Linked DNA regions of Homo sapiens: region 2 is linked to region 1. Evidence: chromatin loops called from intact Hi-C (ENCODE). Cell type or tissue: heart right ventricle. All regions are shown on one strand.

Region 1 (8,000 bases):
TCCAGTCAGAGGAAAATAGCCACCTAGCTTACTCAGGTTGTCTGGGCAAAATATGATGAACAGTGTTCAGTATTTTGGTCTATGCTGTCCATATCCCAGTGTATCTTTTGCTCACATTCTTTGTTCCTGCCCTTGCCCTGTTAGAGAAAAACTGGGGCCGGGTGTGGTGGCTCATGGCTGTAATCCCAGCACTTTGGGAGGCTGAGGGGGGTGGATTGCTTGAGGTCAGGAGTTCAAGACCAGCCTGGACAACATGATGAAACCCCGTCTCCACTAAAAATACAAAAAGTAGCTGGGCGAGATGGGAGATGCCTGTAATACCAGCTACTTGGGAGGCTGAGGCACGAGAATCACCTGAACCTGAAAGGCTGAGGTTGCAGTGAGCCAAGATCGTGCCACTGCACTTCAGCCTGGGTGACAGAGCAAGACTCTGTCTCAAAAAAAAAAAAAAAAAAAAAAGAAAGAAAAACTGATCTTCAGATATCCTTAGTTATTAAATAACCGGATATTTTTAAGCATTTCAATGAATTGACACAAATATGCCAGTGGACCGTGTGTACTTTGTACTTTGATGCTCTGCTATGTTGGTCATTTGAATATGCGAGACAAGGAGCCTGCCTCTTGGTTATAGCCAAGTGAAAAAGCAGATGTACATCTGTATTACAGAATCATTTCACATAAGCCAATTATTGTCCAAAGAGAGCTGGTTATATGTGGACATCTAAGGGTATTGTCTCCTTGAATGAAACTACATAAAAATATTTCGAATGTCCAGTACTTTATAAATGGTATGTATGTGGACAGCTAATCTTGCAAGGGGACGATTTTCTCACTAGGTTTATTTTCAGTTTATTCCCCATATAGGATAATGTATAGCCTGATTTGTACCTTTGGAAGACATGTTTGAGAGATGACAGGAAACAGTGGTAACTTTCCTTCTGAACAGATTGTGTGCTCTGTGTATCTGTAGATGCCCCGAGGCTGAGGTTTCTTTAAAAATTATTTTTAAACTGCTTGAATGCTTACCCTCCCACCATCCCCCATATGGCAAGTTCTTCGTGGTGCTTTTCCAAAGGAAATCCATGATTGTGATATGATGTGTGTTTGTGTATGTGTCAGGGAAGAAAAGAAATATATAAAGACAAGAGGAACAAAATTTATCTTAAAAGATATTTATTTTCTCAGAAACCATATTTAGATACAAATATATTTTTCTTGTCAAAATTAATCATTCTTTCCTCATCTACATTGTACTTTCTTAAACCTATGTTATCATAATCTGATGTGAAATATTGTTGTATGTGTGCGTGTCTTTCTAGTCCACTTAATAGGGATTCCTTGGAAAGCAGGGACCATGTTTGAGTGTTTCCACCCCCAGGATATTTAGCCAGTGCCCATGGTAGATGATCAGTTATGATCTCTTGTCTTGAGTTCAGCATTTCAGACCTTTAGAGAAAACTAGCTCTCAGGGAGGACAATTCCATTTTGTTCTTCTATGAAGGACTGTGTTCAGGAGATTAGGATTAGAGCCACAGGAAGAATCTTTTTCTATTTTGAAACAATCCAATTTAAAAAAATGGAACATGGTGAAAGTCTGTCTTTACTAAAATACAAAAAATTATCTGGGTGTCATGGTGTGCACCTGTTGTGTGCATGGTGTGCACCTGTTGTCGTGCATGGTGTGCACCTGTTATCTGGGCGTCATGGTGTGCAGCTACTTGGGAGGCTGAGGCAGGAGAATCACTTGTACCTGGGAAGTGGAGGTTGCAGTGAGCTGAGGTCGCACCACTGCACTCTAGCCTGGGTGACAACACAAGACTGTCTCAAAAAAAAAAAAATCAAAAAACCACCACCACCATCACCACCACCACCACCACCACAACAAAAACAAACAAAAAATACCTAAAATCTGAACAGACATTTCTCAAAAGAAGACATACAAATAGCAAACAGGCATAATATAAAGGTGCTGAACATCCTTGATCATCAGAGAAATGCAAATCAAAATTACAATGAGATATCATCTCACCCCGGTTAAAATGTTTTATGTCCAAAAGACAGGCAATAACAAATGTTAGTGAGGATGTGAAGAAACGGGGACCTACATATGCTGTTGGTGGGAGTGTAAAGTTTCTTGCTGTTAACTGCCCTAGAAAATCTAGCTTATGAAATGGCAAGATGAAATACTACATGGTGAACAAACAAGTGGATCTCATAGACTGAACTGTCTTGAAGAAGCAATGGCTGGGGAATTATACCCCTATCTTCAAGGAGTGTCAACAGTGATTTGAAGTGTAGAGATGCCTATGGCCAGGCACCAGAAATATGTGTTGTAAACTCTGAAAAAACACAGTCCTACCCAGAAACCACACTAGTCATCTCTTTTGCATTGAACTCAGGGGCAGGAAAACTTTTGAGCCATCTTTTTTTCTTGATTCTGCACAGAGCTCACTATGGAATGCTTTGGTATTTCAGTTCCTTACATGGGCAGTGTTATGGATCATCTCGTTGCCCTGTCCCCCTATTGGTAGCCCCTGGAGCCACTAAGTCAGTACAGGCAACCCAGGCTGTATTCTCGCATCTCCTGGGGAGCTCAGAAAATGCATATATGATGCCTGAGTTTTCCCTCAAGAGCTTCTTCTTCCTCTTCTCCTCCTTTTCCTTCTCCTCCTCCTCCCTCCTTCTTTCTCCTCTTCCTCCTCTTTTCTTGTTCTTCTTCTTCTTTTTTTTTTTTTTTTTTTTTTTTTTTTTTTTTTTTTTTTTTTTTTGAGACAGAGTCTTATTCCGTTGGCCAGGCTGGAGTGCAGTGGTGCAATCTTGGCTCACTGCAACCTCTGCCTCCCGGGTTCAAGTGATTCTTGTGCCTCAGCCTCCCACGTAGCTGAGATTACAAGCATGCGCCAACACACCCAGCTGATTTTTGTATTTTTAGTAGAGACAGGGTTTCACCATGTTGTCCAGGCTGATCTTGAACTCCTAACCTCAGGTGATCCGCCCACCTTGGCCTCCCAAAGTTCTGGGATTACAGGCGTGAGCCACCACGCCCAGCCAAGAGGGTCTGATTAATTGGTCTGGGGTGGAGCCTGGACATCTGCACAGATTTTGTAAAAGTGATCCAGCTGATTCTAATAGAGGTAAGAATTCCAATGGCTGAGAAGCCCATGCCAAAGTATTAAGAAGAGCACAAGCTTAACAGCAGACAACTGAACAGGGCTGCGGAGGCAGCAGAGTTGAGGACACCTGCAGCAACCACCACTGTAACCACAGTAGCAGCAGCCACAATGACAGAGGGGTCAACCTGGGATAAGAGAATGCCTGGAGAGGAAGACATCTTGCTCATATGCTCAGCTTTTCCCAGCACTGGCCAGATACACAATCATTCTTTAGTCGGTCAGCACTCATTCGTTCACTGAGTGCCATGTTCCTAGTACAGGGACGGGGCAGACAGAGGTAGACAAGACCCAGTCTCTGTATTTGAAGAGGGGAGACTAACATTACAGGTGCACAATAGAAGTGTGCACAGAACACAAAAGAGACACAAATGAGGGAGTGCACATTCCATCCGGGAAGGCTGTGGGACAGGAAAGACAAAATATTACCATTTAGTCCACCAGGTGGCTGGGGGATGGAGACAGGTGGAGAGGTGTTAAGGGGATGGTGATGGTGGCCATGGGAGTGGCCATTGATTGAATCAGAGATGCAGGATGGGGTTGGTTGGGATTAAACATTTCCTGGAAGAATCCACTCAGGGTATGCAGTATGGTAGAACAATTTCACTATGTACCCATTAAGTATATATGGGTGGCAGTCGAGTGGGTGGGAAGGAAGGGACTGTGGAGGCAGCAACAAGAAAGGCTTTGCAAGGAACCCATTCTTAGCTATCTTCCTCCCACTTGCAGCATCTCTCAGGGATCTGTGGTTCCTGGGTTCCTGGTCTTCTTAATCCTCAGTCGCCACAGGACTGTGTGCTGGCAGGCAGAGGGCTGGAGCCTGGCAGAGGTACCTCCGGCCCCAGGGCAGTGCATGCAGCCAGCTCTGACCTGGCTCCTGCTATCGGGATCTGTCATTAGTAAAACCCCAGCTCCTTTGCCAAGTGCCAGCGCTCCCCACCACCCTGCCATGGCTAGGCATTCTTAGTACAGTGTAACAGTATCCACACTTTTAAGAACATCCTGGGCATTTGAAACCTTGTCAAGTGTAAAGAAAACTATGGCTTGAATCTCTGAGCCTTGTTTCCTCTCCAGGGGAAGTAATAGGCAAGGTTGTATCCTTTGGATATCATTTCAAAAAAATCTTTCAATTTCCCAGGAGAAGAGACTGCAAGAGAAAAAAAAAAACTCAGGAGAGTGTATAGAATACCTTTCATTTAGCAAGATAAAAGCTAGTCTGCTAAATTAAAAATAGCGCATTCTAAGAACTGGAAGGGACAATGCTGGGCTTGTTCAGTGGCTGTGAAAGGACACTTTATCTCAGTCATGCTTGTCTCGTGGGGCAACTGGCAATGATTGGGAATTAGCAAAGCCTGGGAAGCCTGAGACAGGCACCTCTTCCTGGGCAACTGATTCATCATATAGAGTGCAGTCTCCGCTTCTCTGCTTGTAAAACTTATAAGGTACTTGCTCGGGAATAAACTAATAAAATCATTTATAGCCTCACAGAATATAGAATTTGAAATGGCAAATATTTTTATCAGGTTGCTCCTGATACCTTAGCTTTTAGGAATTTATTGTCCCCTTTGAAAACCAGAAATAGGTGAAGAAAAGATGTGATTCTAATATTACTTGTCTTCACCAGCAACTTTCATTTCTCTCTGGGGAGATGGGCAGGTTTCATTGTGTTTTTGATGCCTGATTACCCTCTCTGAGGGGAACATTCAAATTCTTAGACGAAATTCATTAAATTGTTGGAAATTCCTAACGAACCCATCACTCAGTAACCTTAACTGGGTGGGTTCTTAATTTCCTGGTACCACCACACCCTGAATAGCATTCTAATGAGGAAATAGATGTAGCAATTCTTTCATTTGTATGACTTTTTAAAGCGTATGTTTTTATTTCCCTTGCAAAAGAAAGTATTTTAATACAATGGAAAGAATTTGTAACAACGTTAAGAGAGACAAGCTTCATACATAATATAGATCTCCATTGTTCCTGTAGAGGAGAGAGGGGTAGCTGAGTAGGGATGCTTTCCAATGATGACCTGGTTTGATTTACAATATGACAGAATCAATGGCAGTTCAAAAAGTGGTTTCCAGCACTTTGGATTCTGGTAATTTGGGGATTGTTGTATTTGCTATCTAAGGAAGGTAAAGTTGAAGAATATAATTTCTTCTAAACTAAGTGTACTCATGCTGAAAATGAGTTGGTATGTTACAATATTGTTTATAATAGGAAAGATTAGAAACAATTTAAATATTTGAAATAGTTAAATAGACAATGATATATTCAGTCAAATGTTATGCAGTATATAACAATCGAGTAAGGTGGAGGTATTGACTTAGAAAAATGTCCATGTTGTAAAAAGTGGGGATAATTACATAACCATATGTAAACCATAATTCCATTTTGGTAAAAACAATCTACATATATGTTCATACAAGGATGTGAACACATATATACTTTACAAGGTGTAGCAGTGTGGTGTGTACACATGTTTAGGGATGGGTAAATAATGGTGGAAGTAGAATGTAGGCAGGCAAACATTACATATTTTCCTTTTTATACCATTGTTATTTTATATATAATATACATATATAATATATTTATAATATACATATATCATATATCATATATGATATAGATACATATATCATATATCATATATGATATAGATACATATATCATATATGATATAGATACATATATCATATATGATATAGATACATATATCATATATGATATAGATACATATATCATATATGATATAGATACATATATCATATATGATATAGATACATATATATGATATAGATACATATATCATATATGATATAGATACATATATCATATATGATATAGATACATATATCATATATGATATAGATACATATATCATATATGATATAGATACATATATCATATATGATATAGATACATATATCATATATGATATAGATACATATATCATATATGATATAGATACATATATCATATATGAATCTATATCATATATGAATCTATATCATATATGAATCTATATCATATATGATATAGATACATATATCATATAATATATAACATATCATATATAATATACATGTATTACATATAATATATATCATATACTATATAATATATAGTATATATAATATAGTATATATAAAATAATATATAGGTATAGTATATATAATATGCTATATAGAGTATACTATATATAGTATATATAATGTATCATATACATATACTATATATGTAATATATATTATACATATACTACATAATATACTATATATAGCATATATAATATAATATGTAATATAAATATATATAGACCACACACACACACATATATAGAAACACACACACATATATATAACAGTACACATGCAATACTTCTGTAATTGAAAAAGAAACATTACCAACATAATAGATGGATTTTGTCAAAATAAACATTATATTTTAAAGCCATCATCGGCCGGGCACAGTGGCTGATGCCTGTAATCCCAGCACTTTGGGAGGCCAAGGTGGGCAGATCACGAGGTCTGGCGTTCAAGACCAGCCTGGCCAATATGGTGAAACCCTGTGTCTACTAAAAATACAAAAAATTAGCCAGGGGTGGTGGCATGCTCCTGTAGTCCCAGCTACTCAGGAGGCTGAGGCAGTAGAATCGCTTGAACCCAGGAGGCATAGGTTGCGGTGAGCCGAGATTGCACCACTGCACTCCAGCCTGGGCGACAGAGTAGACTTCATCAAAAAAAAAAAAAAAAGGAAAAAATCATCAAGTCAATACATTTTATTTAAGGCCACTATGAAAGCACATATGTCTGAGCCAGGACCAGAGAGCTTGGCAATTATGACTTGATGCTTTTAAGGTTCTTGTGTTCACAGCTCTAATTATTTTTATTCCTTTAAGAAAGTGTACTTCAGCACTCTACCTGAATAATCCAGAGTTTGGAATTGTGTATCTGAGCACCCCAAAATAACTATCATTAGGCAAGCAGGAATTTACAAATTATGACTTCCTAAGCATGTTTTCATTGCCCAGTATAAATATTTTGACAGTAGCCTATGTACACTAATAATGTTTTGCATAACAAAGAGTAACAGGTGCAGCAAAAAGGGAGGCAAGTTACTTGAGGATGCATTCTCAAGTATGTATTATTTCTAAATGTATTGTTATTATTATTGCTATTGCAGTAAAATTGGTTGCTATGGATAATTTATAGCAATGAAACTCTCTTTTGGAATAAAGTAAGAACTCGATTCAGATGAACTCAGAAAACCATCAAGCAGTATGCCAATCAAATCTCCGCTTCCCAGGATGTCACCATCTTACACTCCGGGGTGATTCATTCCCCAAGGCTTTGTTGAACACATGTTATTAATGGGCAGAAAGAGGTAAAGGGTGTTGCAGGAGAGCAAGAACTCTGAGTCAATTATTATAGGGAGTACGAACAAGCTCTTGAATCCACCACACACCCACACAGATGGAGGGGATGTGAGCAATTTCCAATTTAGAAAGGAGAAATTACCCTTGTGATCCGCCAGGGCCAGAGGACATGACCAACTCTTTTTGGCAGGTAGACGTTTTTTTCTTTTAATGGATATATTTAGAAAGCCAGTCTCAAGTACACTTAGAAAAGAAACTGTAAAATGGCTTTTCTATCATGATAAAGTCATTTGGAAGTCAAGGAAAGTGGATTTTCCTGACTCCCTGAATTGCCAGAGCTACAGTTTCTGTTAGGATTTGTAAACTAAGCTCATACATTTCATGTTATTTCTTATCATTTGAAGTCAGCCTGAAAATAGAATTTAAAGAAAAATCAAGGCTAATACAAAAGG
Region 2 (8,000 bases), 110 kb before region 1:
GATAAGTCTGTCACAGTGATGGGAGAGGAGAAGAGAGGAGCAGGGCAGGGGCTGGGGGAGACACCATGTTGGATTGTCGGGGAGACACCATGCAGAGGGGAGGTGAAAATATTTGGCACAAGGGATACTGACCTGGCACTCCTCATACATGTTTGACAAGTGGAAATATTGAAAATAAGATGATATGTGATGGTTCATCACAGCTGTTTTCTTCTGAATAAAAGGGGTGGGACTAGGAAGAGGTAAAATAGGAGAGTTGTGATCAGAGGGAAGTGAAAAACATTGCTCTACCACCATTTGGCCTTAAAACCAAATGGGACCTGTGCTGGAATAAGAGTGGTGCTTATTTTTACCATACTGCTTGGCCTCACCTGGGCCTGCCCATTCTTGTCACCTGGTTCCCATGGCTGCAAAACTTGGCTGGGTTGGAAGAGTTCAGAGTCAGATCTATTGTCAATTCTAAAGTTATACTGATCTTCTTTAATAGTAATGATTAACTTCATGGCTAACTATCACTGAGAGATGAAAATTCAAGTAATTCTCAGGCTAGTAAGGTAATCCCTACCTTTCACTGTGGATTGCTGGGAAAATTCAGTGAGGAAAGGTAAAGGGAAAAATGTAGATAAGTCAAAATGCCCTCAGAGGATGGGAAATGGAGGAGTTTCCCTGTTGCTGCAATTAATAAACACCACCTACACTAAGATGTACGTGTTAAGAAATGGTAGAAGTTGAGAAGCAACTTTCAGGTTTCAGTGACCTGGATTTAAGTGAGCAGTGGCTGAGGGTTGGGTGGCGGGTACTCAGTTGTTGACTGCGTATAAGCAAAGTGGCTTCATTTGGCAATGTGCCCCTTCACTCCCTGATATAAAAGCATAAAGGAAACAGCTTTCCTTAGCTTTCTTCACTCATGTTTCCCATATACTTGTTTCTATCTCTGTTTTTGGTTGTTGTCTCACCAGTTTTACATGTACTGCCAAGTTAACTGATTTTCTTATATTTATTTGTGTATTCCAAGGACTGTGGCCACCCCCATCCCAATATTCATTGTTATTCTCTCACCTTCACTGACTCAGTACAATTCCCTACCCTGTACTCGTTGAGATGTCTCCTTTAGAGGCTTGCCTCTCTGTGCTTAAGGCATTACATCTGGTTTCCAATGCAAATACTTTCAGTGACCAACACCTCTAGCTCATTTCACTCATCTTCACCATAAATGAGCATGCTGGATAACCCAGGTCTGCATACAGAGAGAAAGGATGGGGACGAAGGGAAAGGGGAAGGTGATCGGAGACCCTGGAATTCTTCATATGACAGGTGCAGGGCAGAGTGGGCAGAACATGGTGTGCTCAGCATAAGAACTGGGTGCCAGAGGTGACCTGAAGCTTGGTCAGAGAGTACTGAGTGGGAAAATGTGGGCCAGCCTAGCAGGAAGTGACTCTGCCTTGCTGTCACCCCTGTGGACGGCCCTTCTCCTTTGCATTGGGAAGGGTTAAATGAACATTGCTTGTCTGACGACCTAGCTGCATTGTTTATCCTCCTGTGTTGAGAAAAATGTTCTTATGCCTTTGATCACTGCATCTTTTTCAAAAATACATTACTTAAAATGTTGAAGAGGTGTCTTCAGTTCAAGGGGATTCTGATTTATTTATACTTGAAAAACAATCCAAAGGGGAAAAATGTCAAGGTTCCCTGTGTAGAGATGAAGACAGGAAAGCAGGAAAATACGATGGATGTCTTCTAAAGGAATATCCCACGTGATCCTGCAGCTCTCCACAGTTCTGGCTGTAAGGAGATAGATAATGAGGAGAGAGAAGATTTAAGAAGAGAAAAAAGATCAGAGGGAAAAGTCCATGCCATAGACCAGGGTGGGCACAATCCCAAAACAAAAATGCAATTGTCCCATGTACTGGGATATGTTGGATATGATTTCATTGAGAGGCCTAATGTCCCATAAAGTCCTGTAGCTCCTATAGGTTGGGCTTTGCATCCTAGACAACTGCCTTGTTGTCATTTCTTAGTGTTATGGACTAAGGAATGACAGCATTCTGCATTCCTTAGCATCATACAAAGGTTTGTTCATATTCATTGTTTACCAATTAGTGGTAAATGCACTAATTGCTTATGAAATCAAAACACACCTTTCTAAATAAAATATTCTAACCAATGTATGATAAAGAATATAACTAAAAGAGTTTAAAATATAAATGAGAATTAGGTTCAAATCTCTCTGTTTCCACCATTTGGATTAAGGGTGAGGTAGGCATCATGAAGCTTGTTATTGTATTCCCCAAGTTAAATTTTCATTTCTTCAGTCAACAAATATTTATTATGTGGGTAAGGGCCTGACACAGTACAAGGCACAGCGGTGTGCAAGCTGGACCCTGTGTTTACCCTGGACCCTGTGTTCACCCTTTTGTCACATATGTCCTGTTGGATGAGACAGGCATTGATTAAATAATCACACAAGTCTGTGATTACAAATGGGAGAATGAGCTATGAAGGGAGGTGCTATCCACTTATTTACTTCGCTGCAGAAACAGGTGCTGATGTTTCAGCAATGCCAGCCCTGAATGGAAAAGGCTGGGCTCTGAGGAGACCTACATCTAATGGTTACTCTTTTTGCTGCAAAGTTGGAAAGAGGAATGAGGATGAACTGAATTGCTGAAGACCTGATTGGACAGTAAGAATTTTATTACACTCAGGGCAATATTCTTTTGGCTAATAAAGCTGCTACTGGAATAAAGAAGTATTCCTCTTCTTGGGTCGCTGAGTGTTCAAGTTAAACTGACATTACTTTGGCTACAAATCTATCAGGTTGAGGCATTTTTAAGATCCATCCTTGCAGAAAAATTAGCTTTACAAAGGCTCCACAGAATTTCAGATGATATTAAACTACTTTCCATTCATTAAGTATAATATTTAATGCATTGAAATAAGCACTAGTGATAAAAATTTAATTAAGATAATTAGTGTCACAGCCAAAATAAAAATATATAATTAACACTGAAGTGACTATAAAAACATATTTTGACACTTCAGTGGGATTTTAAAAAATGTCTTCAATAAATTCTCATGAAATTAGATTTCCAAATTTATGGCAAAATGATACTTTATTTTTTGAGATGGAGTCTTCTTCTGTGTCCCAGGCTGGAGTGCAGTGGCATGATCTTGGCTCACTGCAACCTCTGCCTCCTGGGTTCATGCAATTCTCCTACCCTAGCCTCCCAAGTAGCTGGGATTATAGGTGCCTGCCACCACACCCAGCTAATTTTTGTAGTCTTAGTAGAGACAGGTTTCCCCATGTTGGCCAGGCTGGTCTCGAACTCCTGACCTCAAGTGATCCACTTGCCTCAGCCTCCCAAAGTGCTGGGATTACAGGTGTGAGCCACCACACCTGGCCCTGCAAAATGATACATTCTAAGTATATATAATTGATGAAATATTTTGCTTAAGTGCCAGAGTTTATACAGTAACTTTACTATAAATTCAAGTGGCCATCTGGAATTTTTCATACCTAAAACAAATACCAGAAAGTTAATTTGAAGGCTAAAATCTATTGCTTCCTTTATGATCATATTCTCATAGAATTTTAGAAATTTAAATTTGTTATGTCTATATTTATAATTAATTGTTACCCCATGTCAGTTTTCCTATTTGGACTGTTAAAACTTTATTTTCTCTTTCTCCTGATGTAAGACCCCCATGCCTGCTACATCTTCACTGTTTACCATCCCCTTTTGGGACTTCATGCACTCATCCGAATAACTTGATTTCAAAGGTCTTCAAAGTATTAACGCAGTAAAGGAATTTTGTAATTTATTCCAGTGACAGAGTCTTTACAGATATTTCTGTCTGTAAGGGGCATTAGTTTAGCACTCAAATGAGGACTTAAGTCATAGCCACACGTGTCAGACTGGGCTCATTGAGTAACGTCTCATGGTTCTGTTTTAATAACTTCTTGGCCTTAGTAGATTTACGCTGGCCAGGCTGACGTTTTATTTATAGCCCGAGACATTTACACTAAGCCAGAAGGTCTGGACATTCTCAGGAGGCCATCAGTCACTCTAGTGACTAGGACAAGTTTGACAATGTCTGTCATCTTTCACGTTATCCAATCTCTAGTCTGTATATAAAGAAAGGAATGACTTGCTTTGTAAAAGATGAAAGGCGAAGGTGGTTTCTAATCATATAAGTAAGAACAGGTTATAAGGATTTGGCCTTAAAATGGGATCTGGTTTCTTTAGTCACAGACCATGGCTATGAATTTTCTTTCTGTTGCAGTTTGACAAAGTGTTAGATAAGCTGTCAACAGTAGGCCTTTTCTCCTCAAAGAGTTTGTACATGCTTACCAGCAAGTCCTGGGTTCTAGAATTCTGGGTCCATCTACTACTCCCTTCCCAAGCCAGTTCCCAGCTTTGGAAATACACATACCTATACTCATCACCAAATATGAAATTGATTCAGAGGAATGAATTGAATTGACAGAAATATAGATATATTGTTTCTGTTTTATTTTATTTTATTTTATTTTTTTTTGAGGCAGGGTCTGTCTCTGTTGCCCAGGTTGGAGTGCATTGGCACAGTCTCAGCTCACTGCAACCTCTGCCTCCCAAGTGATCCTCCTGCCTCAGTCTCCTGAGTAGCTGGGACTATAGGCAGGTGCCACCATGCCCAGCTAAGTTTTGTATTTTTTTTGGGGTAGAGATGGGGTTTTACCATGTTGCCCAGACTGGTCTTGAACTCCTGGGCTCAAGCAATCAGCCTGCCTCAGCCTCCCAAAGTATTAGGATTACAGGTGTGAGCCACCGCCTCCAGTTATTTATTTCTATTTTTTATTTGTAGTAGTGCTTTTGCCTATTATTGAAAGAAGCCACAAGAAATAGCCAATTAAGAGCCCTCCCCAACTAATATTAGGGGGGAGTCATCCATCATAATCCTCAGCATCAGATGGATAAATACTGAAAATATTTTGCTTTGTTTGGGAAACCAGGGCTTTTCTTCTGATGAACAATGTGGGGAAACAATGACATTGACAATATTTCCATTTTTACTTTGGGTCACAGGGAACTCAGACAATTTGCAAACCAACCTTTGTTATCTCTCTGGGCCTTTTGGCTTATGGAGTCCTATTTTTTCTGCCTCTGATTCTAACAATATAGTCTGATTTATATCTTTCTTGGTGTTCATTTTTATTGTACTCTTTTGTGTATATATTACTTTTAATGTCACCTCAGAACCTTTGTGATTTAAGAAAGATTATCAATCAATAAGTAAGTAAGAAAAGGAGTTTCCAATCATTCTCCTAAGTCCCATTTTCTGACACCATTTCTTTTTTTTTTAATAATTGTATATATTTATGGGGTACATGTGCAATTTTGTTACATGCATAGATTGTGTAGTGGTCAAGTCAGGGCTTTAAGATATTAGGCCGGGCACAGTGGTTCACGCCTATAATTCCAGCACTTTGGGAGGCCGAGGTGGGTGGATCACGAGGTCAGGAGTTCGAGACCAGCCTGGCCAACATAGTGAAACCCCTTCTCTACTAAAAATACAAAAATTAGCCAGGCGTGGTGGCACACACCCGTAGTCCCAGGAAGCTGAGGCAGGAGAATCACTTGAACCCGGGAGGCAGAGGTTGCAGTGAGCCGAGATTGTGCCACTGCACTCCCGCTTGGGTGACAGAGAGAGACTTCATCTAAAAAAAAAAAAAAAAAAAATCCTTCCCCTGAATAATGTACATTGTACCCATTAAGTAATTTCTCATCACCCAACCTCTTCCCACCCCCTCCCATTCCCTCTCACTTTGATGCCTCCATTGTCTATCAATCTACTGTCTTTATCCACATGTGTACATTTTTTAGACCTACTTATGAGTGAGAACATGTAGTATTTGACTTTCTAGTGACACCATTTCTTACAAATGGTCAGGTCCTATGTGTTTTTGGATCAGTATGTCAGGAGGAGGAGGCTGGGAGGAAAAAGTTGGATTTCCTTGAAGTTGGCTTCTCTTGACACCTCCCACTGTTTAAAGAGTCAGCTCATTGTCTCAGAGCCAAACTGCTGAGATTCTCAGAGCCATTCCTCATTCTCTTGGAAGTAAAGGGATTCATGTTTGAAAGAGGCAATTTATCTCTAAAGGGGAAGCAAAAAGACCTAACTTGTGTAGTATAAAATCTTGGGAAGTTTTAGGATTATTTCACATTCCTATTTCTACCGGCAACCAAATTCAAAAAGTATGTTTTGTTGAAAATAAGGTCAGACTTATTTTCATTGTTTTGTATCTTTGGTAGAGTTCCAGTTTCTTTTTTCTTTTTTTTTTTTTTGAGACAGAGTCCTGCTCTGTCACCAGGCTAGAGTGCAGTGGCGCGATCTTGGCTCACTGCAACCTCCGCCTCCTGGGTTCAAGCAATTCTTCTGCCTCAGCCTCCTGAGTAGCTGGGATTACAGGCATGTACCACCACGCCCAGCTAATTTTGTATTTTTAGTAGAGACGAGGTTTCACCATGATGGCCAGGATGGTCTCAGTCTCTTGACCTCGCGATCCACCTGCCTCAGCTTCCCAAAGTGTGGGGATTACAGGTGTGAGCCACCGCGCCCAGCCGAGTTCTAGGTTTTACAACGTAAAAGCAACTGAAAGTATATTGGGTTAAGTGACACCCTTGAATGTGCCAAATTCCAGGGCAGCCTCTCTTTTGCCTGCGGAAGTCCCTACTCAACCTTGAGTATCTTGGAGCCCCTCCCCCACTCCATTCCCAGGGCCTGTTGCCTCAAATAGCAAAAAACACAATGACAGGTTGAAGAGACACTACAGAAGAAAGGAGAAAGTGTTATATTTTACTAGTCTTGAAGGCACTTTTTCCCCCTGCTTGATAAACATGGGGCCCTATATTTTCATTTTGCACTGGGCCCCACAGATTACGTAGCTGGCCAGGCCTGAGAACTTATAAGAAAATGCTATCTACAGCCAGTGACCCATCAGCCCTGTATAATCATCCTACTGAAAAAGACCTAAAAAATCAAGAGCAGAAACTTTAATTAATTAATTAATTAATTTTTTGAGGCAGAATCTCACCCTGTTACTAGGCTGGAGTGCAGTGGCACGATCTTGGCTCACTGCAACCTCTGTCTCCCAGGTTCAAGTGATTCTCCTGCCTCAGCCTCCCAGGTAGCTGGGACTACAGGTGCCTGCCATCATGGCCAGCTAATTTTTGTATTTTTAGTAGAGACGGGGTTTCACCATGTTGGCCAGGATGGTCTTGATCTCTTGACCTCATGATCCACCCTCCTTGGCCTCCCAAAGTGCTGGGATTACAGGCATGAGCTACCACACCTGGCCATAAATGTCGTCTTTTGAGAAATGTCTATTCATGCCCTTTGCCCATTTTTTTTTAAATAGGATTGTTTGTTTTTTCTTAAATTTGTTTAAGTTTCTTGTAGATTCTGGATATTAGACTTTTGTCAGATGGATAGATTGCAAAAGTTTTCTCCCATTCTATAGGTTGTCCGTTCACTCTGATAATAGTTTCTTTTGCTGTGCAGAAGCTCTTTGGTTTAATTAGATCCGATTTCTCAATTTTTTGCTTTTGATGCAATTGCTTTTGACATTTTCGTCATGAAATCTTTGCCTGTGCCTATGTCCTGAATGGTATTGCCTAGATTTTCTTCTAGGGCTTTTATAGTTTTGGGTTTTACATTTGAGTCTTTAATCCATCTTGAGTTAATTTTTGTATATGGTGTAACAAAGGGATCCAGTTTCCATTTTCTGCATATGGCTAGCCAGTTCTCCCAGGACCATTTATTAAATAGGGAATGCTTTCCCCATTGCTTGTTTCTGTCAGATTTGTCAAAGATCAGATAGTTGTAGATGCTCAGACTTATTTCTGAGTTCTCTATTCTGTTCCTTTGGTCTATGTTTCTGTTTTTGTACCAGTGTCCTGCTGTTTTGGTTACTGTAGCCTTGTAGTATAGTCTGAAATTGGGTAGCATGATACCTCCAGCTT

Evidence for each region. Hi-C counts contacts between places; a loop is a spot of excess contacts. Peaks named below come from ENCODE experiments on the same cell type or tissue, not always from the same donor. Only the 100,000 strongest peaks of a DNase experiment are listed, where the experiment ranks them.
Region 2: a loop joins it to region 1, with 2.9 times the contacts of the local background. A loop is called at or near these places in 3 of 110 quality-filtered maps.

Annotation. Positions count from the first base shown.
Region 1 is chr6:134,685,875-134,693,874 of GRCh38, reverse strand. The region is part of intron 4 of LOC101928277 (a long non-coding RNA gene); the gene reads left to right. Among named protein-coding and RNA genes, the nearest start is that of LINC03002, 150 kb to the right of the region's middle. In heart right ventricle, no CTCF peak of the experiment used is centred here; DNase peaks (open chromatin) are centred at 4,094 and 4,492; H3K4me3 peaks cover 1,863 bases; H3K27ac peaks cover 2,724 bases.
Region 2 is chr6:134,793,912-134,801,911 of GRCh38, reverse strand. The region is part of intron 3 of LOC101928277 (a long non-coding RNA gene); the gene reads left to right. Among named protein-coding and RNA genes, the nearest start is that of ALDH8A1, 150 kb to the left of the region's middle. In heart right ventricle, no CTCF peak of the experiment used is centred here; a DNase peak (open chromatin) is centred at 3,992; H3K27ac peaks cover 1,562 bases.